Linked DNA regions of Homo sapiens: region 1 is linked to region 2. The links are chromatin loops, found by intact Hi-C in ENCODE. Cell type or tissue: PC-9. All regions are shown on one strand. Links, peaks and the distances in the headings refer to the core of each region. The heading gives the core; the rest is flanking DNA. Region 1 overlaps HIVEP3 (HIVEP zinc finger 3). Region 2 overlaps HIVEP3 (HIVEP zinc finger 3).

The links. A loop is a pair of places that touch in the nucleus more often than their neighbours do. Peaks named below come from ENCODE experiments on the same cell type or tissue, not always from the same donor. Only the 100,000 strongest peaks of a DNase experiment are listed, where the experiment ranks them.
Region 1: a loop joins it to region 2, with 4 times the contacts of the local background. A loop is called at or near these places in 3 of 110 quality-filtered maps.

Annotation. Positions count from the first base shown.
Region 1 is chr1:41,665,767-41,677,657 of GRCh38, forward strand. All of the region lies in intron 2 of HIVEP3 (HIVEP zinc finger 3), which reads right to left. Among named protein-coding and RNA genes, the nearest start is that of EDN2, 190 kb to the left of the region's middle. RefSeq lists enhancers at 5,059-5,649, 6,832-7,421. In PC-9, for the core only: no CTCF peak of the experiment used is centred there; DNase peaks (open chromatin) are centred at 1,815, 4,985 and 6,685; H3K27ac peaks cover 3,352 bases.
Region 2 is chr1:41,857,860-41,869,750 of GRCh38, forward strand. All of the region lies in intron 1 of HIVEP3 (HIVEP zinc finger 3), which reads right to left. Among named protein-coding and RNA genes, the nearest start is that of HIVEP3, 55 kb to the right of the region's middle. In PC-9, for the core only: no CTCF peak of the experiment used is centred there; DNase peaks (open chromatin) are centred at 2,602, 4,122, 4,622, 5,222 and 1 weaker place; H3K4me3 peaks cover 1,581 bases; H3K27ac peaks cover 4,610 bases.

The sequences.
Region 1 (11,891 bases), core at 1,703-9,702, 190 kb before region 2:
CACACTGTAGAGACTTTACAAGCTAAAAGAGATTAGAGCAGAGGGCAGGTTTGGCATCTGATCTGCCATCTAGAAAGCTATCTCTATGGAATTTTGTTTCCAGCTTATAACAACAAAATTAGACACAATTTTGGAACCCACTGTTGCTCCCAAGGAGCTAGGGACCAGCACAGTGTGTTGGGAGCACTTTTAAGGTGGGGTGGGGCTGAGCAACCAGGCCCTGTGGGCCTTCTGGGTTATTTATGTTTAGGTCTTACACTGACTTAGCAACCATCCCCTCTCCATCCTCCATCCCCATTGCTGTGCTTTCCTGGACTCAGATGCTTTGGTTGTTTTCCTGTTTGGGGTGTGTGTGCGTGTGTGTGTGTGTGTGTGTATGTGTGTGTGTGTGCATGTGCACATGTATGGTAGGTGCTCTCTTCATAGACCTGTTGCACACATGAAGCTTCTGTCCTGGGACAGAGACTAGAGTTTGCATTTTATGGATATCACCTTCCTGAGGTCCAGTCCTCCAGACTCAGTTCCCATCCTTTCTCTCCAGCCTGAGAACTGTGTTTCCAGCTTCCTGACTTAACTTGATGCTGTGGATAACAGCATGGGCCTTGGAGCCACATAGACCTGGGTTCAGGCTCCAGCCCCACATTTACTGTGTCACCTTGGGCATGTTACTTGATGTCACTGATCTTGACGTTCTCATCTCCAAGGGCTGCTGGGAAGTTTTGACAAGACACTGCAATAGAACTCTTCAGTGTACAAAATAGTAGGTGCTCAATAAACAGTAGCATTGATTACTGTCCTCCCATATGGTGACTCAGAATCCTCCTCCTCTCATACTGCTCATCTTCATGGATGTGGGCATCAATCTTCTCAAGCCCGAAGCCAGAAGCCCTTCTCCATGCCTGGTGCCTCAATTCAGGCCACCATCACCAACAAGTTCCAACAGCCTTCTCCCTGGCACCGTGCCCAGCTTACCCCTGCAATCCATTCTCCACACAGGTAGAACTCTCTAGGACACCTTCAAGTGGGTCCCTGTTCAGCGAAACCACCCGGTCTATTAGGGCCTTTAACAACAGAGCCTCAGTTTACCAGTCCAAACCTCCCTCTCTCTGCACTATCCCCATCCACCCTATGCTCCCACCATACAGAATCTCTCACTGTTTCTGAGCCTTCCAAGCACATTTTGCACATGCAGTTCCCTATACTTTTCCCCTCACCCATCTGCTTGGCCAGCTCCCACTCAGCCTTCCAGGCCAGCTCAGAGGCCACTTCCCTTGTGAAGGCTTCCCTGGCCCCCAGGGAGTGTTGGCGTTTCCTTTGCCATGAGCCTCCAGCACTTGATACAGACTGTCCTGGCTTGTGCCCCACTATGAGAGTCATTTCTTCATGTGTCTGCTGCCCCCTTAGATTCTGCATCTCTGTGCATGACCAAATCTTAGCTCTAGGAATGTCACAGATATTCAGAGCATGCTGAACTGTTAACACACGGCTGCTCTGACCATCCTGCCTGGTAACCAGCAACTACAGGAGGCCAGTTGGCCTCAAGCTCATGGAATAGTTTTCCCCAAATGACAAAAGCATCCTCTTTTCCTATACTTCAGACTGAGACCTGGGTCTGGCCTAAGCTCTGAGACTGCCTCATTCTGGCTTTTCACCAGCATTTTGGGGGACTCCCACAGGGCTCAGCAGGCCCCAGGTGGGGAAGGCGGGGCCTTCAGTTCCAGGAAATCAGAAGATTAGTCAAGCCACACTCCCCTGGCAGCTGTGAGAACAGGTTTTCCCCAAGCCAAGGGACTTGCAAGATCATCAATAACAACAAATATTTACTCTGCCCATGGCTTTGTGCCCACCAAGGGAGGTGCATAAGTACAGCATCAACTTCCACAGCTTGGATTAAGATGGATGTGGGTGCATGTCCTGGTCCTGACACTTACTGGCTGCTTAACTCCCCTATACCTCAGTTTTCACAGCTGCTAAATTGGGAGAATAACACATCCCAGGAAAAATTTAGAGGAATAAATTAGAGCAGATAAAATTAAAAGAGAAAATGCATTTAAAGTATCAATAACAGAAGCAATATGTATTAGTCACTCAATAAAGAAGCCCCCCCCAAGCCCCCCAACTCAAGCTCTTTGGGGGATACTATGATGAACAAGACCTAGTCCTTGCCAATAGCTGATGAAGTGAGGGAAGGGGGACATGAGAATTAAATCAGACCCTATAAACATGAACACAAGGTAAACAGCAACAGGAATGACAAAAAAGAGTTCTGGGAGTAGCAGAGGGAGAGAAGAATTCTGAGATGCCCTTACATTCTTCTTCTCTCCTGAGACTTTCATCCAACTGATTGATATAATCCATGTGGCCAGCCCAGGGCGAAGGGCTGGGTAGGGCAGTGGGTGGGCAGGAAGGAATCCCGAGGCAAGACAAATGAGGCCTGAAGGATCCTGTGCTCAGGCAGCTCACAGTCTGGTTCCGGAGAGGCCTTGCACACTACAGAAAATAACTATGACAACAGTGGATGAAAGCAGTGAATGCTGCCGAAGACATGGGCGAGAGAGATGAATACGGGAGGGGTGAGGCCTGGTGCAAAGGCTACTTTCAAAAGCCTGCATCCACAGCAAAGGACTGTGGAAGTGGCCTCACCCCATCCCTGCTCAGGCTCTGCTCCCACTGCAGCCCTTCTGACCTCTCAAGGCCAGAGGTGAGAACCCCAATCCTTCAGCCTTGCAATCTTCCCACTTGCAGTCATGCCCAGGAAGGGAGTGGCCTGGGCCAGACAGCTCACTAGTCCGTAAACATAATGTGAATTTGGATACTCCACTTTTCCCCATGCTGTTCCTTCTACCTGGCATGCCCTTCCTCCTCCTATCCCCCATCCACCCTTCCCTCCAGCTCCCCTGTAAATTCTCTTTGCCTATTTAGTGAACTCGTCCTATAAGCTCTCCTTCAAAAGTCCTGTTTTTCTTATTTTTTCCTGACTTCCACTCTCAGCAGAATTGAAAGCACCCTTCTCAGTGATGTTCTGGTAATTAGCTTTGTATATACCATCAAAATATTTCTCACATTATAGTAAAGTATTTGTGTCTGGTGCCCCTACTAGGTTAGGAGAGCTCTGGGGTCAATGCTTGGTACCTACTAGGTGCTCAATAAACAGGGCACCTGGAAGGCTTTCTCCTGAGGCTTCCCGCAGCTGGGGTGGAATATGGCAGCCTCTGCTACTCTGCCTGGGAGTGCAGAGGAAGCTTCCATGATCCCTCAGGAACTCCAGACTCTTAGTCCAGTCAGCCATGTACCTTCCGGCCTGAAAACAAGCCCTCTGAGAGCTGTCTTCCCCAGGATTTTCTGCTGATCTCTTGCAACTTGCTCCTCAAACCCACCCTGAACTCTGACTGGATTAGAATCCCAGCAAGGGTCCTGGGCACCTGGCTGTGTCCTATTTAGAAAGGGCTGAGTCAGGCGAACTTATAAGCAGAGGCAATGTCCCAGAGGGTGGCAGGGTGGAAGCGCTGAGGGGAGACCTGGGGAGGGGAAGGCAGGCCTGTGAATTTGGTGGGTCTTGGTTTGAAGGTGAAAGATCAATAGCAGTCTGGGGGTGGGAGGAGGGTGTGATGGTTAATTCCATGTGCCATCTCGACTGGGCCATGGGGTGCCCAGACATTTGGCCAAACATTGTTCCAGGTATGTCTGTGGGGGTGTTTCTGGGTGAGATGAACATTTGGATCAGTAGACTTAAAGCAGATTACCCTCCCTAACATGGGAGAGCTTCATCCAATCTACTGAAGACCTGAATAGAATGAAAAGGCTGAGTGGGAGGAAACTCCTCCTGCCTGACTGCTTGAGCTGGGACATTGGTCTTTTCCTGCCTTTGCACCAGAATGAAACATCGGCTCTTCTTGGGTCTCAAGCCTACCCACTTGCAGAATGGAACTTATACCATTGGCTTTCCTGGGCCTCAGGCCTTCAGACTCAGACTAGAAATACACATGGGCTCTCCTGGATCTCCAGCTTGCTGACAGCAGATCATAGGACTTCTCAGCCCCCATAAGCACATGAGCTAATTATTTACAATAAGTCTCTTCCTATGTCTATATCTACATTTATCTCTATGCCTATCATATTGATTTTGGTTCTCTAGAGAACCCTTATAGATGTCTAAATCAGGACTTCCCTCAGATACCAGGAGGACCCCATATTCCTTTTTGGGGTCTCACATCTCCAACAACTCTGAAGTAAGTGAGCATTTCCTTCTTCCTCATAGCTAGCAGAGGCCTCACTCCCTGGGAGGGCCTCTTTGCAGATGGGCAGAAGCCGTCAGTCCTCTGTGGACTCCTAGCACTCAATATGGGTCCTGGCACCCAGTAGGTGCACAGTGATATTGACTGAACGAATGCATACCTCACACTTATTTGGGTAGCCCTTTATGGTTTGGGGCATAATCACACCCATGTCCTCATGGGTGTGATCCCAAGGCTCTGTGAGGGGCAGGGCAGGGACCATCAGCCCCAGTTAATAGATGAGCAAACAGAGGCCCAGAGAGGACCTAGAAGCAGTTCCAGCAGAAGGACCCTATCTCCAGGGCATTGGCTTTCTCTGGAGCAGCCATGGCCCATGTTTAGCAAAAACAGGATGCTGCCCTGAGCCCAGGTGCCTCCATCCCCCCTGAATTCATGCACTCTGTAACACATGTTCAGCCACTATTGGCTGGGCCCTGTTCTAGGGACTTAGAGTGCATCAGTGAACAAAATGAACAAAAATCTCTGCCCCATGGAACTTATGTTCTAGGGGAAAGAGACAGACAGTAAACAAGAAACAGAATAAGTAAGTAAACTATAGAGCATATTAGCAGGAGGTATGGACTATGGCAACAAGGCAGAACAGAGTAAGGGAACCAGGAATGCAGGGGTGGGAGATGAGTCACAAGTTTAAATAGGGTGGTTAGAGTCAGCCTCATTGAGAAGGTGGCATTTGAGCAGCAACTTGAAGCAGGGGAAGAATTAAGCCACGCAGTTACTAGGAAAGGCCTTTATAGGCAAAGGGGCAACCAGTGCAAAGGCCCTGCGTCGGGCATATTACACAGGGCCTGGCAGGCCACCGTGAGAGCTGTGGCTTTCAGAGAGATAAAAGAAGGCCCACACAGAGGCCTCCAACAGATTCTACCCTTCCTGGAGTGTGGGGCCTGCTCAGGCAGATAATAGGAGAGCCAGAGGATGCCTGAATGGAGGTGGGAACGGTAGACAAAGAAGAGGTGGGAAGAAATTTTCCCTGATTATCATCCCTTTCTGCTTCAACCAGACACCCCCAAGCAAAGGCAGCTCCTGCGGGTGGGGGACAGGCCCCTCCCCACCCTGCCTCTCCTAAGCCTCCCTCTCAGGGGACTTGTGAGGAGTTAATGAAGTTGAGCCCAGGAAAGCACCACAGGTAGACTGTAGAACGCTGGGCCCCCAGCTGGCTATCACCATCACTGCCCAGCCTCGACAGGGAGGCAGGGGCTTCGCCTTTCCTCTGCTACACACTGGCAGATGCAAGAAGCAGATCCGCTCCGAAGCCTAGATGAAGTCGCAGTTAGCAGCCTAATTTTAGACTGAGCATCTGCTCTTCCGTCCCAGAGATGCAGCTCTGTCTGGGATTTGCTCCTTCTGGAATTGCCGGAGAAACGAATCCTGCTCTCGGGGGCAGGCACTGGTGGTGTCCAGATCAGAGCTGACCAATAGGCCCTGCCATGGGGAAGGCCTCAGGAGCTGTGCCACCCTGGCCATCCTGTGTCCTCCTAGCTGAGCTCCCATCTCACACTGACATCTACAGAGTCCTATAGCTTCCATCTTGGAGTCCCACTCTGCCTTCTCAGAAAGCCACAGGTCAAATGAGGCTCCGCCTCACGCAGAACAGGGGACCTCCTGGACAGGAGTGGCTTTTATCCATCCCCACACCCACAGCTCCCAGCGCAGACCCCGAAGAATTCATCCCAGGTGAGTACGGCCCAGTCAGACTAAGACTAGGAGAGCACAAAGGAAGGACCAGTTGTTTGCAAATCTTCCCAGGAAAGCTTGTCAGAGGAGATGAGTTTTGAGTTGGATTTTGAAGAGTGGGTAGGTATTTATCAGTGGAAAAGCCAGGAAAAGCTATGGAGGCAGGGGAAACAGCTGAAAAGAATATGAAAGTTGGAGAATGGCCTGAAGGGAGGGAGAAGAAAGTGGGGAGACCCTGGTGGGGATTGGGCAGGGGCTGGGTGCAGTTGAGTTGGGCCACAACTCCAGGCTAAGCAGTTGGGGTTGTATCTGCAGGTGGGAGAGTCTATGGGGGCCCTTAGCGCATGAGTGTGCTCTGACAGATGGCTGTGGAAGACTTCCAGGTGGGAAGCCCATGCCCCTCTCACCTGGGAGAGCCACTTTCCCTGTTGACTTCCTCCATGGTTTGCCAGGTCCTTTGGGGCCCTCCCCACCTCCCTGGCACATGTGGGGCAGGCCCCATGTGCAGAGTACACTGTGGATACTCACTCCCCTCCCAGACCCCCACCTGAGCTCTGCCCACACATCTCCTGGCATCAGGCCCATCACCTCCCACCCTTCTGACCGCTGCAGCCACTGCTTGGTCCTTGTCTGAATCCCCAGTTCCCATGGGCAGTGTTCTTTTGCTTCTCCGGCCTCAGCTTCTCTGCCCTGGGGCTGTTATCTCAAGATTCCTCAAGAATGACTCTGCAGTCCCACGTGCCTCTCCCTACCTTTCTGTTTGTGGGCGGCAAGCCCTGTTCTCTGAGCTAAGGACTTTCTACACATCACCTTGCTTTATCCCCCAACAATCCTGGAAGATGTTTATTATTTATCCCTTTTTACAGGTGAAGAAAAGGGTTTGATGAGCTTAATTTGTGATTGATCACACAGCCAGGAAGTGGTAGAGTGGAGGCCGTCTGCCTCTCAGTCCTCTCCCACCAGGTTCCCCCAGCCTTGAGGGCAGGGCTTGAGCAGTGATGCCCAGGCCAGAGGCAGTCAAGACATCTGGCCAGTTCAGGTGGGGAGTGAGGAGAGTGAAAGAGGAGGAAGACTCAGCCAGGGACCATGCCTGGATTCCCTTGAGAAAGAATGAGTTAAACACTTACGTAAAGAGATTTGCAAATAGATTCTACAAAACAACATTTGGATGATTTAAGTGTTAAGGAATCAGAACCATATGGATTAAATGTCCCTGACGTTACGTATGGTTTTAAAAATTAGAAGGAAATGTACCGGGAATATACACATGTATAAAATATGTAAAGCCAGGCCACATTTTTAGCTTTGTGGACATGGAGTTATTTGAAAAATACGGCACAGCTTCTCCCAGGCTGGCGGTCCCCCTGCCCCCTCCCCAGGCCTTGTCTTCTCCCCCACCAAATGGGGCTCAGCTCCCTCCCTAGGGGCCCAGCCTGAGAAAGAGACTTCCTGGAACAGCCGGCTAGCTGCTCTAACCACAGGACAGTTGGAGCCAAACAGCTGGGTCAGGAACGACTGGGGTCTCCCAGAGGCCAGATGGGTGGTCTCAGGTGCAAAGAGGCAGTGAGAGAATGCAAGTTTCCCAGGAGGACCTTTAAGTACTTTATAGAGAAGATGTTGAGTAGCTCAGGAGAGGCAGACAGCATTTTCAGTTCATTATTGCTTTTGAACCTCACTCAGTTTCCCCAGCAGCCACAGGAGGAAAAGGTTATTACCCCCATTTCATAGGAGGGGAGGCTGAGGCTGAGGAGGGCTGGCTGCTCGGCTTAGCTTACAGGCAGTGCACCAGACCACGACCTGGATTTCCTGGTTACACACCCAGAGCTTCTCCTCACTGTATCTCACTGCTTGAAACAAACCAAAACCGCGAGCCTGAGTCCAATTTCTTGAACTCTAAGCATTTTTTTTCTTTCAAGATTGTGTTAGCTTCTCAAGCTTGAAGGTTTATCTGGCAGGGTATTTTTGAGGACTCCCTAAGTATGAATAAATCAAGTTTGGTTGTGAGTCTAAATTGCACATGCTGTTGAGCTAGGGAAGAAGGGATAAAATGTTCAGTTTGGGAAAAACCAAACCATCAGAAATTTCCTGGCCAAGTCCTGGTGGTGAAGAGAGAGGATGAGAACAAAAAGCCAGTTCGTTAAAAGCATCACGTTAGGTGCCAGGAGTGTGGGACCTCCCTGAACCCCCACCCCAGCCCGTGCAGAAGGTGGGGTTGTCTTTCTTCTGCAGAAAAGGAAACAGGCACAGAGAGCTTTGATGATGCACAGCTGCGTTTCTAACCCCTGCCTCTCTGACACCAGGGCGGGGCATTTCCCTAAACCCAGCTGGCTGGGGCCGACCTCCCCAGAGGGGCTTGTCAGATGAAGCCAGAAGCAGGTTTGTCAGGAGAATTGAATGTCACCCAGACATAATCCCCGTGTCGGGAAAGCTGGCCCTGAGTCTGTCTCATGCCCCGCCAGGTCTCCAATGCCCAGTCCAGTGCCTGATGTTTGTTAAATGATCATTAAACAAATCAATGGGTGAAGAGGAAGGAGGCATCAAGGAACCACTACATCCTCCCCTTCTCTTTCTTCCATTCCCCACCCATGCCACTGTTTTGTGGACACAAGGGATGGCCTTCCCACGAATGTATTCATTCTGGCGATGCTTCATCCTGTTCAGTGGCATTCATGCTTACAGCCTGTCCAGAGCTCTCAGGGTGCTGACTGGAACCTGGAGTATTTCAAGGACGTGGGATTCTCAGGGCAGGAACCAGGGGAAAAGGAGAAAGGGCAGAGGAATGAGGACAGAGAAGGTGAGAGACTCCCAGCTCTGGAACTTCCTCCCTGCCCCGTACCCAGGACCCCTCCGTAGAGTTTGCAGTAGATCTGCCCGTCGATGGGTTTCCTATAATGGCCTATTCACAGGTGTCCTTTGTCCAGGGTTATCCCAGCCCCACCCGGCTGCCGGCCACCAGGATGGAATCCTCACGCTGAGATCACATCCAGCCGCCTTTCCACACAAGCACCTCTGAGGAGTCCCTTTGTCTGCAGCCTTTCCCATGGTCAATTACGTTGGGAAAACACTGCCTATTCCACAGTCACCTTGGAGCTCCCCAGTGTACACAGCAATGCACAAAGCCCTGAGAGGGGCGGGTAAAGAAAACAGCTCATCTTTAGTCCACACTTATTGGAACAGAACAGGGACTCCCCTTTTCCCCCACACAGGTCCCATCCTCTGCACCCCATTTTCACAGCCATGGAATTCTTAAAATGCTGGCACAGGCAGCCTAGAAAGCCCCTCAGAGGCCTTCTGCTGGCTTCTCATTTATAGAACCATCCTCCCATGGGTGTCCCTGTCCCCCCACAGGTACCCCAAATGTCCTTGACTCCAGGCTTTAATCCGTACCCCTGTGTGCCCCATGCCTGTCCTGCTTAAATCCTCTCAATGGCTTCCTTCTGCTATTAAGACAAAGGCCAAATTCTTCCACATGGTGTCCAAGGCCTGCTTCAGTGACCCCACCTGCCCCTCCTGCCACATCTCCCCCTCGATCCACCTGGGGCGTAGGGTCTTCTTTCGGTGCCCCCTGCCTCAGGGCCTTTGTACATGCTGTGTCTGTGCCTGGGACACTCTGCTCGTACATCCCTTCCACATCCAGCGGACTCCTCTTCAACCTTTCCATTTCCCCTTGCATGTCACCTCCTCAGGGAAGCCCTCCCCTGCCCCCAACTAAACCAGGCCCTGTGCACATTCCCCAGCACCAGGCATCTCCTCTCCAGAGCCTCTCAAGTAGCAGCATTTGTAACTTTTATTTATGTGTGCAGTCTTGTCAGATGAGAGTGACATGTATGTTTTGCTCACCATGGAATCTCCAGAAACTGTCAGAGTAGCTGTGACCCACATGGATTGTTTCTCAATGCTGAGCCCTGGGATCAGAGAACTGATCACCCTGTGAGGTTAGTACTGAGGTGCTGTCTCCACTCAGAGCCTGCTGAGCCCTAGGAAGACCAGGAGAGTTTACCACTCATCGTGAATTCCCTGCACCTGGCATAGAATATGATTCAAACTCAGCCCTCAATATGGGTGTAGAGGAAAGTGTGCAGGGGTGGTGGGTGAGCCCATGGGAAGGAGAACCAGGCCACAGGCTCTGCTGATGATTGCGGCTCCAGGGTGTGTCCACACGGCCCAGCTCAGACACATAATGTTATGGAGCTGAGGTGACATAGGATCTTGGGGACCGGGGACAGGACAGCTGGGGAACTGCCAATGGCCGGGCAACATCTAATGCCACATCACCCCGCTTCCCCTCGACCAGCTCTGCCAACCAGGTGTTTCTTTTCTTTTCTTTCTTTTTTTTTTTGACGGAGTCTTGCTCTGTCCCTCAGGTTGGAGTGCAGTGGCACCATCTCGGCTCACTGCAACCTCCGCCTCCCAGGCTCAACTGATTCTCCTGCCTTAACCTCCCCAGTAGCTGGGATTACAGGAATGTGCCACCATGCCCCACTAATTTTTGTATTTTTAGTAGAGACGGGGTTTCACCATGGTGGCCAGGCTGGTCTTGAACTCCTGACCTCGTGATCCATCTGCCTTGGCCTCTGAAAGTGCTGGGATTACAGGCGTGAGCCACCGTGCCCGGCAACTAGGTGTTTCTCAGCACTCCCTGAGGCCTGGGTGAGGCTGGGGATGGCGGGGACAGTTTCCTCCCCATGCAGGAGAAGGTGGAAGAACAGGGGAGTCAGACTCCAGCCCAATGTCTCAGAAATTCACTGTGGGAGCATGGCAGGGTCACACAATGCTTCCGAGCCTCAGTTTCCCTATCTGTAAGATTTAAGGGATAAGCCAATATAGAATGATTTACATATTTTGCCTCACATTATTACTGACTCAGCGCTTTCATCCATCTCAGGGTAATGCACGACCATTCCTTTTCTTTCTCTGTTCAGTATCCTCTCTCCCCTTTCTTCTGGCAAGAATTCCTCAGGAAACTGCCCCCCAACTCCACTCTCAATTCAGGCAGGGCTTCCCTTCACAGGAGGCCACCATCCTGGCCAGGGCAGGGAGGGGCAACCTGTTTGGCCAAACACAATCGCGCAGTGACCCAGGAGTAGTCATGTGGCCCAAGACGGGCCAATCACAGCACCTCCCTAGGATTTTTCACCCTGCAACAGCTGGGAGGAAAGTCCACTTTTCATTCTGGAGTCACCAGCTGGGATGGTGAAGGCTAGGGAGCCAGCAGGGGCCATGGCCCTTCTCCACCCTGCAGAGTCACTGTGTTATGCCGTGTGGAGGATGACGCCCAAAAGCAGCAGATGAGACTGAGATCAACACGAAAAGGAGTAAAGATGAAAAGAATGGGGAAAATAAGAGTCTGGTGATCTGATGACATTATATCAGCTCCTGGATCTAGCCATGCCTGAGCTCCACCACCTACTCATCCCTATAAAATGAGACAATGAGACAAAACTCAGTTTCTCTCTTCCCACCCCAACTCTCACTTTTAAACAATCTCTGAAAAGGCAGGAGGAATGAAAATGAGCATGCACTGAGAGCCATGCACTGCTCTAACACGCTTCACACGTATAATCCGGTCTAATCCTCATGACAAGCCTATGTCGTAAGAGAGAAATACAATAGTGTGACAGAAGACAATGGATGCTAGAAAAGGGTGTTAAAGACCTGAGCTCTAATCTTAGCTCTGCCGTGCACCAGCGGTGTGACATTGAGTCAGTTCCTTAACTTCTCTGGGCTTATCTTTGCTTCACTATAAAATGGGGTAGTGATGCCTACCTCAAAGGCCATCAGGAGAATGATGAGACAAAACAAATGAAAGAGCCTAGAATGTTCTTGGCTAGGAGAACTTTAATACGTGTTAGTTGAGCCTGTGAAGTCCAGAAGCCCTACAGCTAGTCTTGTTTCTAAGAATTAGTGTTGGCCATGGGGAAAAGA
Region 2 (11,891 bases), core at 1,285-9,284:
TACTTTTGCAGCTCAGAAAGCAAGGACAACCTGGATATTTCACCACAGTTCCTTAACAGCCATATAACTCTTTGGAGTTAGCCTCTCCAACTAGTTAACTGTGAAATCTCAATCAATCAATCAATCTCTCTCTCTCTCTCTCTCACCATTTATTACGACAATGACCATAAAGGCTATGGTCATTCAGGTTGCTTTAATGGTCTAAAAATGAGAGCTTATGTATTTTTGAATAGTTTTAAAAATGATCATTCCTAACATTTACAAAATAATGGAAAACATAAGTTTTACCCAGTAATCAATGCTCCACGGAAGGTTAGGTGGCCCTGCAGATGCTACCACAGCACTCTGCTCTGTTGGGACACCTTTTCCACCATATTGGAATGGACTGTTTCCTTGTCTGACTCTCCTTCTAGGCCGGTGATCCCCAAAGCTTTTTGGTCATATGCCCTAACAATAAACATTTGAGTGTACCTGCCTATGTGCACATTTGTTTATTTATAAATTATATTCATGCCCTGTCATTCACAAAAATGGGAAAAAGGATGAGATGTGTGTGGGTCATCTTCCTATGTGTCTATCTACTTCTCAATCATAATTTCTTCCTGCCCCACAATGGACCATCTCACCTTCCATGGTCTCCAACACCGACATCCCACTTTGGAGACCACTCTCCTAGGATATGTGCTCATCATCCCTCATTTATTCATTTCCCACTGTCTCCAGTAACACCTACCCTATGCTGGGTACTATGCTAGGTGCTGGGGATAGTGGGTGAACCACATGGACAAGGATCATGTTTTCCATAGAGCTTACAATCCAGCGGGTGAAACAGTGTCAGATAATGTCAGAGAGAGAAAACAGCCACAAGAAAGTAAAACAAGATGATGTGATGTTAAGTGATGGAGAATGTCTACAGGGGTAAGAGGGAAGTCACGATGGACCAGACCAGCAGCTCAGCAAAGGCCTCTGTGACCTGCATGAGGAGGGGGTCTAGTGGGAGAGGGGGTGCCTGGGCAGACAGAATGTCAAGTGCAAAGCTTCCGAGGCAGGAAAGAAGGCCATTGTGGCTGGATTATAATACATCAGTAAGAAGAGAGGCTGGAGAAGCTGGAGAGGTTGGCAGCTCAGGCTGGAGAGTCCTGACCCCACTGCTTACTGGCTGGGTGGCCTTGGGTATTAATGCTATATGCTGCCCAGGGTTATTAAAGGAATTATGTAAAGGATTGAAAGAGTAAATCTATGAAACATCAACATCAGTTAGAAGAATGCCCAGCACACAGTTGGCATCAACAAATGACTGCCCCTAGGGTCTGTTTACTTATTTATCATTAGTCTCCCCTGTGGCATGGAAGCTGGGCCTGGCCAGTTTTCTACCCTGCCGAACCAGAGTAGCTGGCACCATGCCCAGCCTATAGAAAGAACTCAATGAAAATTTGGTAAATGAATGGGTTTTAAAAATGGGTAATGGCTAAGGAAAATCAGAATTTGGCTAAATATTAAAAAATAGATTTTCGTAAACAATTTTTTCTAATTATAAAAGTAATGTCATGTCTTCAATATTTTAAACAAAAATGGGGTCATATTCTACATACCGCTTAGTACCTATTTTCCACTCCACATGTCTGTTACAAGAGGCAGGAGAATGTAAGGGTAGGGATGTGGGCTCTGGAGACAGATTGCCTGGATTCACATCCTACCTCCACCACTGGCCACCTAGAGCATCTCTCTGAAGTTACCAAGCCAAAGGACATTTGGGATTTTTAAGGCTTTTTAACACATATTGCCAAATAGTCTTTAAGAAATAGGTGTGAGCCCATCTCCTCAAACCTTCATCTACGCTGACTGCTAACCTTTAGACAATCTTTGCCAATTTGTTAGGGGAAAGAACAACCTTTCATTGTTCTAATTTGCCTTTCTTTAATTACCAGGGATGACTAACAGTTTTTCATTTGCCTTGTTCCTCTTGCGAATTGCCTGTTCATGTTTAAAAAGGAAGCCCGTTTTCATAATTAGATGCAGCAGAGTAGGTGGCCTCAAAGTGAACTCCCTACCGCTGGGAAGGGTTGAGCAGGGCCAGGTGGTTGCCCATCAGGGAACTGGGCATCTCTGTGCCTTGTGGACAGCAGAACTGGATGAGCTCTGAAGTCCTTTATTACACTGGGATCATTTCACTCTTGTCCAGACCAGCAAAGGTAGCAGGCAAACCTCAAAGAAAAGATGGCTTGCGGATCAACAACTGGATTCTGAAGACCTCCACCAGGATTTCCCAAGGTGGATTTGATGCCTAAACATCTCTCATAAGCTTCTGCATAAAGACACCCCAGTTATATCGGAGAGAAGAGTCAAATCGACATGGTTATGCCTCTAGTAGCTACAGCATGCCACAGTGGGGGAATTCCTTAAATCTCCCCCTTGACAAGATGGAAAACCTTCGTGGTCATAGATCAAATCCTACCACAACAAACATGTTCATAATCAAGGTCAGCATAGCACAAAGACTCCTAAGGTGGGGCCAGTGGTCTGTTTATCTCAAGCTATAACTTTTTTCCCTGCTTTGCATTTGGCTTTGGTACAAGAATTTGACATAAACACCCTCCTAACCCCACTCCCCTACAGGTATTTACATAGCAATTTTCTCCTGAGCTGGTCAAAACCCTGCTAGGACTTGGAGAATTCCATTGTGTTTGTAGTAAGCAGACACCTGGAGCCAGATAGCTCTTAGAGAATAAACTATTCTTGGATTGGAAAGGGATCTGAATGTATCTGACGCCCTCCTTTTGCAAAAATTTTGCAGTGTTTTCAGAGGACCTTCTACATTTTCACTAAGGGGATATTTCCCCCTAATATCTCCACCATTGCCATTGTTGGAGTTTCCTGCTGGGTCTGGCCCCCACAGGTATAATGCCAGCTGGAAACAGAACACTCACATCTCTTAAATTACTCCACTAACGAAGAAGTCACACGTGGAATTAGAATTCTGGCTAATTTTCCTGTGGGCACACCTTAAGCACACAAACCTGAAAGCAGCAGAGCAGCGAAACTGGCAGCCAAAATAAAGCAAAAAGAAGAACATCTTCCAGGAGGGAGGTGGAATCAGATTGAGGCAAAGCCAGGACTAGGTTCTTGGCAACGTGATTAAAATCCCGAACTACGAGGGAGGAGAGGCCTTGCTGCCAGCCCCTCAGCACACTCGAGCCAGGGCACTGGAGGTGGGTGGTGGTTAAAAGCTGTGTGCCATTCACAGCCTATAGCACTGCCTGTGTCCGTCAGTATGGGCAGAATGGCTAATGACTCCAAATAAAACTCCTACACCATGCTCCATCTGGGGACCATGTTATAGCTGAATACACAAAGTCACTTTGTAGCTTGCCCGATAAGTCCACTTTAATTCCTCCAAAATAATTCATGGAGGCCTGTGAGCACACTGCACCAGGCCAAGCACTAGGGTTATAAAAAAGAAATGAAAAAAGAAAAACCTAGTTGCTCTACTCTAAGGGCTTATGATTTAACCAAGGAGATGAGATTCACAATGGTAGCTGGCAATACGGTAAATCAAGGCACAAAGAATCCAGGAGTGTGTTCTGCTAGAGGCCCAAGAGGGCAGCTGGCATTTTCAGGAGGATGCAGGTCAGCCTTTATGGGAAAATGGATTGAGTTTACCTTGAAGGGTGGGGAAATTTTAGGCAGGTGGCTAAGAAGTGAGCTGGCCTCTGGGGATGTGGGGAGACTGTGAGCGCCGCATGAGACAGGCTCTGCATCCTGCACATGCTGCCTGCATTTCCAGCCCTGGGAGGAGGATTTGTGCAAGGGAGGCAGAGATGAGAGCGTTGATAGGAAGGAAGGAGGCCAGATTTCAGAGAGGTCTGAATCCCACACAGAGAAGCTTGGGCTTTCTCCAATAAGCTGCAGGGAGCAGTTGGAGACTTGTGAACAGCAGATTAACATAATTAAATAAAAACTTCAAGACTTTAGCTTTTTGTGGGGATGCAGACTAGACGAGAGGTGATGAGAACATTAGAAAGCTTTTACAGTGTAGACCAGGCTGGCCACGGTGTTGGCAACGGGAGAGAAAGAAATAGATCTGGAAGATACCACAAAGCAAATATCTAAAGGGCTTGGAAACAAATTTGGCCGGGGGGCGGATGAAGGATGAGTCAGGGGCAGTTCTGAATTTTAAAACTTGGGGGATGTGAGGTGGAGGTGGCATCGTCAGACATAAAGACACAGGTTCGAGCAGCTTTACAAGAACTTAAAAAGGCCAGACCACCCAAAGGTGGCACTGACTGGAAGCACGAGGCTACGGACAATGCTTCCTCATTTCAAAGGGGAGTTAACAAGTTAAGTGAAGTTTTATCCACCAATGAAATGGCTGTCTGTCCAAACAAATAAGCAACAAGTGTGGGCTCTGCACTCCTCTCCACCTCTCTTGCTCCTTCCGTTGATGCTCCCCTAACATTTATCTGACCATAAGCTAAGAGCAGTCATGAGAACAAGATAGAAATCCTCAGAAATCCAGAACTCTAATCCTTCCTTCTGCTGAAATACTGTAGGGCTTAGTTATTTTCACACTTATGCATATGCTTCAGTGTGTAAGAACTGAGTCATTGTTTTCTTTTCTCCTCCCCTCTCCCCTCTCTTTCCCTCCTCTTTGCCACCCAGCACCTCCTCTGCCTCCACCCCCAAGCCACTGCAAACATCCTGGCATGCATCTCTCCCCATCCATTTCTGCATGGCTGTCAACATTTCCCATTCCCTCCAAGCTTGCCTCCTGCCTCCTATTTCTTTAGACACACTGGGAGTCTAAGAAATGAACTACAGATTCAACAGGACTGTGGACCACAGATCTTGACAAAGACAGGCAGCTTGTTGTGAAAAGAGAATTGGAGGGCAGGTCAGAGACTTAGGTTTTAGGAGTCAGGCAAGGGAATCAGATAAAGATCCCTGAAAACAAGGGATATCATCACTGCCCAGCTTTACTGACGTAGAGACAAGTTTTCTCACTTGGCAGATATAGACGGAAGATAAGCAGGTTCCCTTTCAGATGGTAACCCCAAGTGCAGTGGCTCACAGCTGCAGTTATTCTGAATGGCAGCGGGAGGGAAGGAAACAATGAATGCACACACACACAAGAGCAATGCTTAAGGTGAAATGGACTTGAACAGTCTCAAATGCACACCTCCTCCAGTTCCTGGAAGGCAAGGATGAGTCAAACAGAAGTTGAATTTCACAGGCGTTCCTCCTCCACTGTCACATACGTTCCCAGACGCAGAGTCATCTGTGCACATGTCACCCAGCATCGACTGCTACCAGCAACTGCCTCCTGGGAAGTTAAGCTGCAGGGTCAGATCTGCTTCTGCTGGGGAGCTGAAAGTAAACTGCGTAAGGTGGGGGTGATCCCAGTAATGTGAGGGCAGGAAAAAGCAGAGAACGCTGGAAAAGGATGGCAGGAATTAACATGGCTCTGAAGAGAGGAGCCAAGGATCACCTGATCTGTAGAGCCTGGAATCTGCAGTTATTTCTAGTTTCCTAGACAACCCTGACTAAACTAGGAAGACATCTGAACTCCGGCTCAAAAATAATATAGGTTCTTGGAATGGGACAAAAGAAGAAAGGAAAGGGGAGGTGATACCATGTGCCAGTTCAGGGAGTGGGGACCAGACCTTCAGAGAAAGGAAGGTCTTCCCAAATGGAAGCTGAAATCCCAGTGGGCATTATGCTTTCTGTACTTTTGCATTTGTAGCCAAGAGCATGATTCTAATTCTGGTTCTCCAGCGGAGGTGCGGGCAGCACATGTGCATGAGTTCGTCAAAATTGATCTAACGGCACACATAAGATCTGTACATTTCACTGTATGTAAATTAGATCCTAGTAATTCTACCTCTCTCAATTAGTTGGTTGTGTGACCTTGGACAAGTCATTTAAATTTTTGTAGTCCAGGATTCTCCATCTGTCAAGCTGAAGCTAAGAAGCTGGCCTCTAAGTTTCTCCCTGGCTCTAAAATTTACGATTGTGAGAGCTGATTATTGCAGGAAATGAGCAAATACATCCAGATTAAGAAGGGCCGCAACTATTGATAGAAGCTAAGAAGAATTTCTGAATGGGATTAGCCATCTGCAGAAAATTCCCCCTAAATCATCCATCCTGGAATCAGACGTGGAGAGAGGTGAAGATTCCATCCTCTGCACCAAAAGGAAGTGGCAGCCCCTCCTGGCTCTGCATTTTCCCCTCCTTCCCATCCGCTCTCCCCTACAGACTCTCTAAATTCTTCCACTGGAGATTCCCCAAGGGCTCAGGATTGGGACAGGCCTTTTCTTCCCTTCCTTCCAAATTTCCTTTGGGTTTATAGCACCCTGGTCGGGTTCACAGGAAGGGAAAGGAGAGGGAAGAAACCATTCACATTTGGGTGTGCGTAGCAAGCAGAGAGCTGGAGGGTTACAGAAACTTAGAGGAGGTCAGAGCCAGACAATCATCTCCCCATCCTATGTCTTATGGATAAGAAAATGAAGATGCAGAAAACTAGTGTGACTTCTCACCATTTCTAAAGCCCCGGAAAGAACAGATCAAGGAGGCAGCTGTGGCCATCTTCAGGCTGGTTCTTTCACATAGAGATGCTCCTACTTACTCCATAAATAGTTTGTCATGGGCAACTTTCAGACAGAGGAGCTGGAACTACCCTAACCGGGCACTGGAACATGTGTAAGTAGACCACCTGGCTCACCTGTTTCTCTTCTCAGAGGGGCTCTGAGTCATGAGGAGAACCTCTGGATATGCAGAATGGATAAACTGCTTCTGTCAGGATGGAAAGGAATTCACAGATGTCTTGCCAGCAGCTAACCAGTGACACAGCTGAATGGTAGCAGGCCCATGGAAACACTCTGGATAAGAAAGACTATCAAAGGAGCATCAGGTCCAGATTGCAAATTGCTTTAGCAGCTAACATAGGCATAAAGACAGAACGACCCACTCTAATCCAAGGGGGTTACGCTTCAGCGCTGGCTGCCTCTGACTCTCACCCTTGACCCAGCCCATTCATCAGTATGTTGATAAGCAGATTCTCTTCACAGAGCTCCTTAATCTGGTTTCCCAGGGAGGTCTTGCAGAGATTAATGAGAGCACTGTGCTTCCTGCCAGTTTTTGAGGCTGGGACAGTTAAACAGCAAGGGTGAAGGAGCTTGTCATAAAGTACACAAACCATCCCATCATTGGACTTGACCCCATTAGGTGGTTAACTCAAACATCTTCTCAATGTAGACACTTGGATCTATTTTTTTTATTCACTCTCTCCTTGGTAGCCAGCAAAATTAAAGCCCTTCCTCATATCATCGTTCACGCCATCTTTTATAATAGTCACAGCCACAACAGCAGCTGGGGCTAAACAAAGATTAGGAGCAATAAGGATCAGATGGGACAGACAGGAGATCTGGTCCTACCAAGGGGCATCACCAATGAGCTGGACCCACTGTGCAGCCCACCTGTCAAATGCCATTTGCCACCTCTGGCGGTGATAGCAGGGGCAGCTGGGGCTGAATCCATGAATCCTGAGGTCTCACAGAAGTACAGCCACCCCTGTCATCTAGCCCCTCCCCTCAGAATATGCTCTGGGGAGCTGTCACATCCCACACTGCAGGCTGATGGAAGACACAGACACACTCTTGGGTCCTGGCATTATCGCTGTTTCCTCTGGTTACCTTTAAAGAAGGGCGTCTCTGAGTGCTGGGTCCTCCACTGGAAATAATGTGGGGAAACTGGATGAGCTCTGCAGAGATGAGAATTATTTTGAAGCAAAGTAAGAAATGACCAGGGAACTCTAGATTGGAATACAGCTTGTGAATTCCTAGGTAGGTGTAGACTCAAGAGTTTATAGGAACTTATATTTGCTGTTATTTTTTAAAAGTCTTAAAAGTTAAAATTTACAGCAATAGCAAGAAGGAGGACAAAGTGCAACAGCTTTAACTATGAGCTAATACCAAGGTTAACACTATCTGTCCATTACACGTAGCTTTGGGATTTGGCAAAAAGGAAAAAAAACCACATAACACGGAGCTTTGAGCTCATAAATAGGTCCCAAAGACTTGACAAATAAACTAACAAGGCTTTTATGGTAGAAGGGAGCATCGAAATCTGAGGCCTTCTGTGCCTTCTCTCCCCGCTGCTGTGATGGCAGCTGGCAACTGGGCCCTACTGTCCATTAACAAAACAGAGAGACGGATAACTATCCAGCCGAGGCCAGCTTCCTCACACCAGGCAGATCCACAGTGGACTCTCAGGAATCTTCAGCACCCTTTACACCAGCAGTGGTCAAAGTGGGGGGTGCAGCTGCCTTGGGACTGAGAGATGGGGATGGACACATCTGCAGGGAGGGGTCAGGCTCTAGCCCCTTTCCCCAGGCCACCACTCCTCAGAGGCTGGTCCTCCACCCCAGCTTCAGGGACAGGGGATGCATGGTGGAAACCACTGCAGCTGCTGCATTAGCAACCTTCAAGAGCCAAAGATTCTCTTCTCTCTAGCCAGAGAGGGAAGGCAAACAGGTTAGGGTGACCTGCAGCTCAGGGTCGGCCCCAGGCCAGGCCACTGCCTGTACTGACTCCTGGGCCTCTATGCAGTGCACTCCACTTTCTAGGGCAGGCTGCTTGCCAAGGATTCACAGTGGACCTGGCTGCTCCCTGTGGGACTCACTGGATCTGGACCCAGGACCAAGCCTGCTTGCCAGGAGCAGAAGGTCAGGTTGGTTTAAAAAGGTAACCTCTGTCCTTTCCCAGTTCCGTTCCTTTCTCTTCCCCAGCTACCTCCTCCTCTTCTCCAAATCAGCCTTCTCTTGGCTCAGTTTCTGACCTTGGGTATTTTCCCCAAGGAACACATCCGACCATCAGGCACTCAAAGGAGCATGAGCCTAGTCTTTTCCTCAAGCAAATCACCCCGGTACAGTCAGCAGCTGCAGAGCACAGGGAGCTCCTGGCATGCTAAAGGTCATTTACAGATCACTGAAAAATCTGGACAAGATGCTAATGTCCCAGCTCAATGCCCATGTCCTGACTTAAACCTTGACTGTGTCTTAAGGACACTCAACGTCAGGATACCTATGACAGAAAGAGGGACTTCTGAGTATTTCAGGCATAACAGGCAAAACAGACATCTTTAAAGCTTGCAAAATATATGATTCTGTCATTCCTCTGCATCCTCACCACCACCATGATGGAGAGCCAGGGCCAGTCTTTCCAATCATCACTCAAGCTTCCAGTGGCTATTGGGCACTCTCCCTCTTAGAGAGGGGACACTCCAGCAGGAACTCCAGGTAGAGAGCTGTTCTGCAGTGGGCATTTCTAGCTCAGGGCCAGCCTCCGAGACTCTCCAGGAGTGGCATGAAATGAGGTGGATGGGGCTTCCTTGTCCTGGCCATCATGTGCCTACAGCAGGCATTGGCAAGCTTTTTCTATAAAGGGCCAGAAAGGGTTATGGACCATCTTCTTTGATGTTTTTATTTTACAACTCTTTAGAAATGTAAGAATCATCCTTAGTTTGAGGTGCCATATAAAAACAGGCGGCAGGCAAATTTGGCTCACAAGCAGGCTGCAGTTTGCAGACCCCCTCCTAGAGGAAGATGCTGAGGCCTCACCAAGCAGCCCCTCCCCACCTTCCCTCTCTAGCCTGACTCCTCCAGACTCATTCCAGCTGCACGTGGCACCTGTACTAGGCCGCAGGATGGCCTTCTTGCTGCAGGCATTTCAATGAGAAAATATGCTGCATGGATCATGAGTGATTCTGTCTCCCTCGTGCTTAACCTTGGAAGCACAAGGCCCTGCTGGCCTCACCTCAAGGTCTCACCTGCCCATACTCATGCGACCTTGTCCACCATCTCTCCACTACGAGGTGCCATCTGGTAAATGGCCTAACTTGGGTTCTTCCTCCCACGCCTCCTGTGTAGGTTCAGGGCAGGGAGACCAAGGTAAATCCTGTCAGTTCTATCTGAAGGCAGAGCCTGGATCCAATCACTTCCCACCCCTCCAATGCTATCACCTAGAACACAGCCACAGCCTCCCATCTGGACTCCCTGCTTCGATCTCTGCCCTCCCCCCTCCCCTTCCAAAAGCTCCCAGAGGCTTTCCATCTCACTCAAAATAAAAGCCAATGTCTCTGAGCAGTGAAAGCCACCCACCATGGTCATCCAGGTCCTATCACTGACCTGCTGAGCCCCAACTGGCCCGCATGGCCACCTGGCTGGCCTCAGTGCCTCCTCTTTCCCCTAGCTGATACTAACTCCAGCCACACTGGCCTCCTTCCTACCCTGCTTTTCCTCTTAGCCATGAACACCATCAGTAGTTATATAATAGTTTGTGGGGGTTTTTTTTTTTTTGGTCTTGTTTTTCTCACTCAAATATAAGCTCTGTCAAATAGAGTCTGACTTCAGTGTTACACTCCAGGGCCCAGTGTCAGCCTTGGGTAGGTGCTCTACAAATATACAAATATTTGGAGAATGCATGGGGACAGGATGCCCTGCTGATGGGTGAGAGATGGTGGCACTGTCATGACACTGTGTATCAATTTGCACTTGGATACTTTTATGCAAATAAGTCTCTTGCTCTTAAGTCCCCTCCTCCCCCGCCTTAGTAGCCAGATGAACCGATAAGACACTGAAAACAGATACACCCCTGGAGACACTAGTCTCCAATTTTTTGTTTATATTCAACCCTAAAGCAATAACAACAAACTCATATTCCAACTGAACTAGTCAATTATCTCAGGGGAAAACAACAAACGATTGCTTTATGGTTTAGAGCACACCTGTGCGTGGCTCTCCCGCACTCACCACAACCACCCTCCCATGAGCACAGCAAGGAAAGAGAAAGCATGGGCTTGCTCAGCAGAGGTCTGGGTTTCAAATCCTGACACTGCCATCTATAGGTGGTCTGATTCTGGACATGGTACCAAGTACACTAGGCCTTAGCTTTACCATCTGTTAATTGGGGATACTAACACTTATTTCGTAAGACTGTTGTAAGGCTTAAGTGAACAATTAAAACAAAACAGACACCTAAAGCATAATGACTGTGCACATTAATTGCTCAATAAATAGGAATTTCTCCCCTTTTGTAAGTGAGGAAGCAACAGTTCAGAATGTGAAATGATTTGCCTGAGATCAGAAGGCTTGTTCCCAGCAAAGGTGGGGTTCAAAGCAATGGTTTCTGTGGATGTATTTTTTCCCTAGCATCCAGCCTCCTTCCTGTTCATGTCTACACCCTATAGGCTACTTATGTCAGTAGAATAAAACAGGTGATGGCTCTCCCATCGACCTGCTTGTTGAGGATTTTGGGACAGTTCCATTCTAGGCTAATGCTCATTACTAAAGACAATGCTCATTAATAAAGACAACGCTCTTAAGGAGGTCACCCCCTCACACGGAGAAATCTGTGTGTCACAAGCAAGGGATCAAAAAAGCTAAGAGAATTCACCTGCCCTGGATATCAACTGCCCTTAAGAGATGCAAACTAAAGGTGACTGCCTTCCTTTCCCCAAGAGACAAACGGAAACCCCACTCAGTGTGAGAAGAGCACATGCCATGGAGGCCCCAGACCAGTCAGTGCCCAGTGAGGAGATGACAGAGCCTGACGCAGCTACATCTGAGATCAGATGCCAAGGACACAGCAAAGACTGATGAAGCCATACGTGAGACACCAAAGTACGAAACTCACATTCAACTCAAAGGTTTCCATGTTTGATGACTGTTATCTCCCTGCACAGTGTTTTTCTTTAAGGAGCACATGTGTTCTATAATCCTATAAAGTAAATTTTTGAAAAAAACAAAATGAGAAACAAAGGGACACACAGAAACTCTTGCAGGTGACGGATATGTGTATTACCTTGCCTGTGGTGACAGCATCATGGGTGTAAGCATA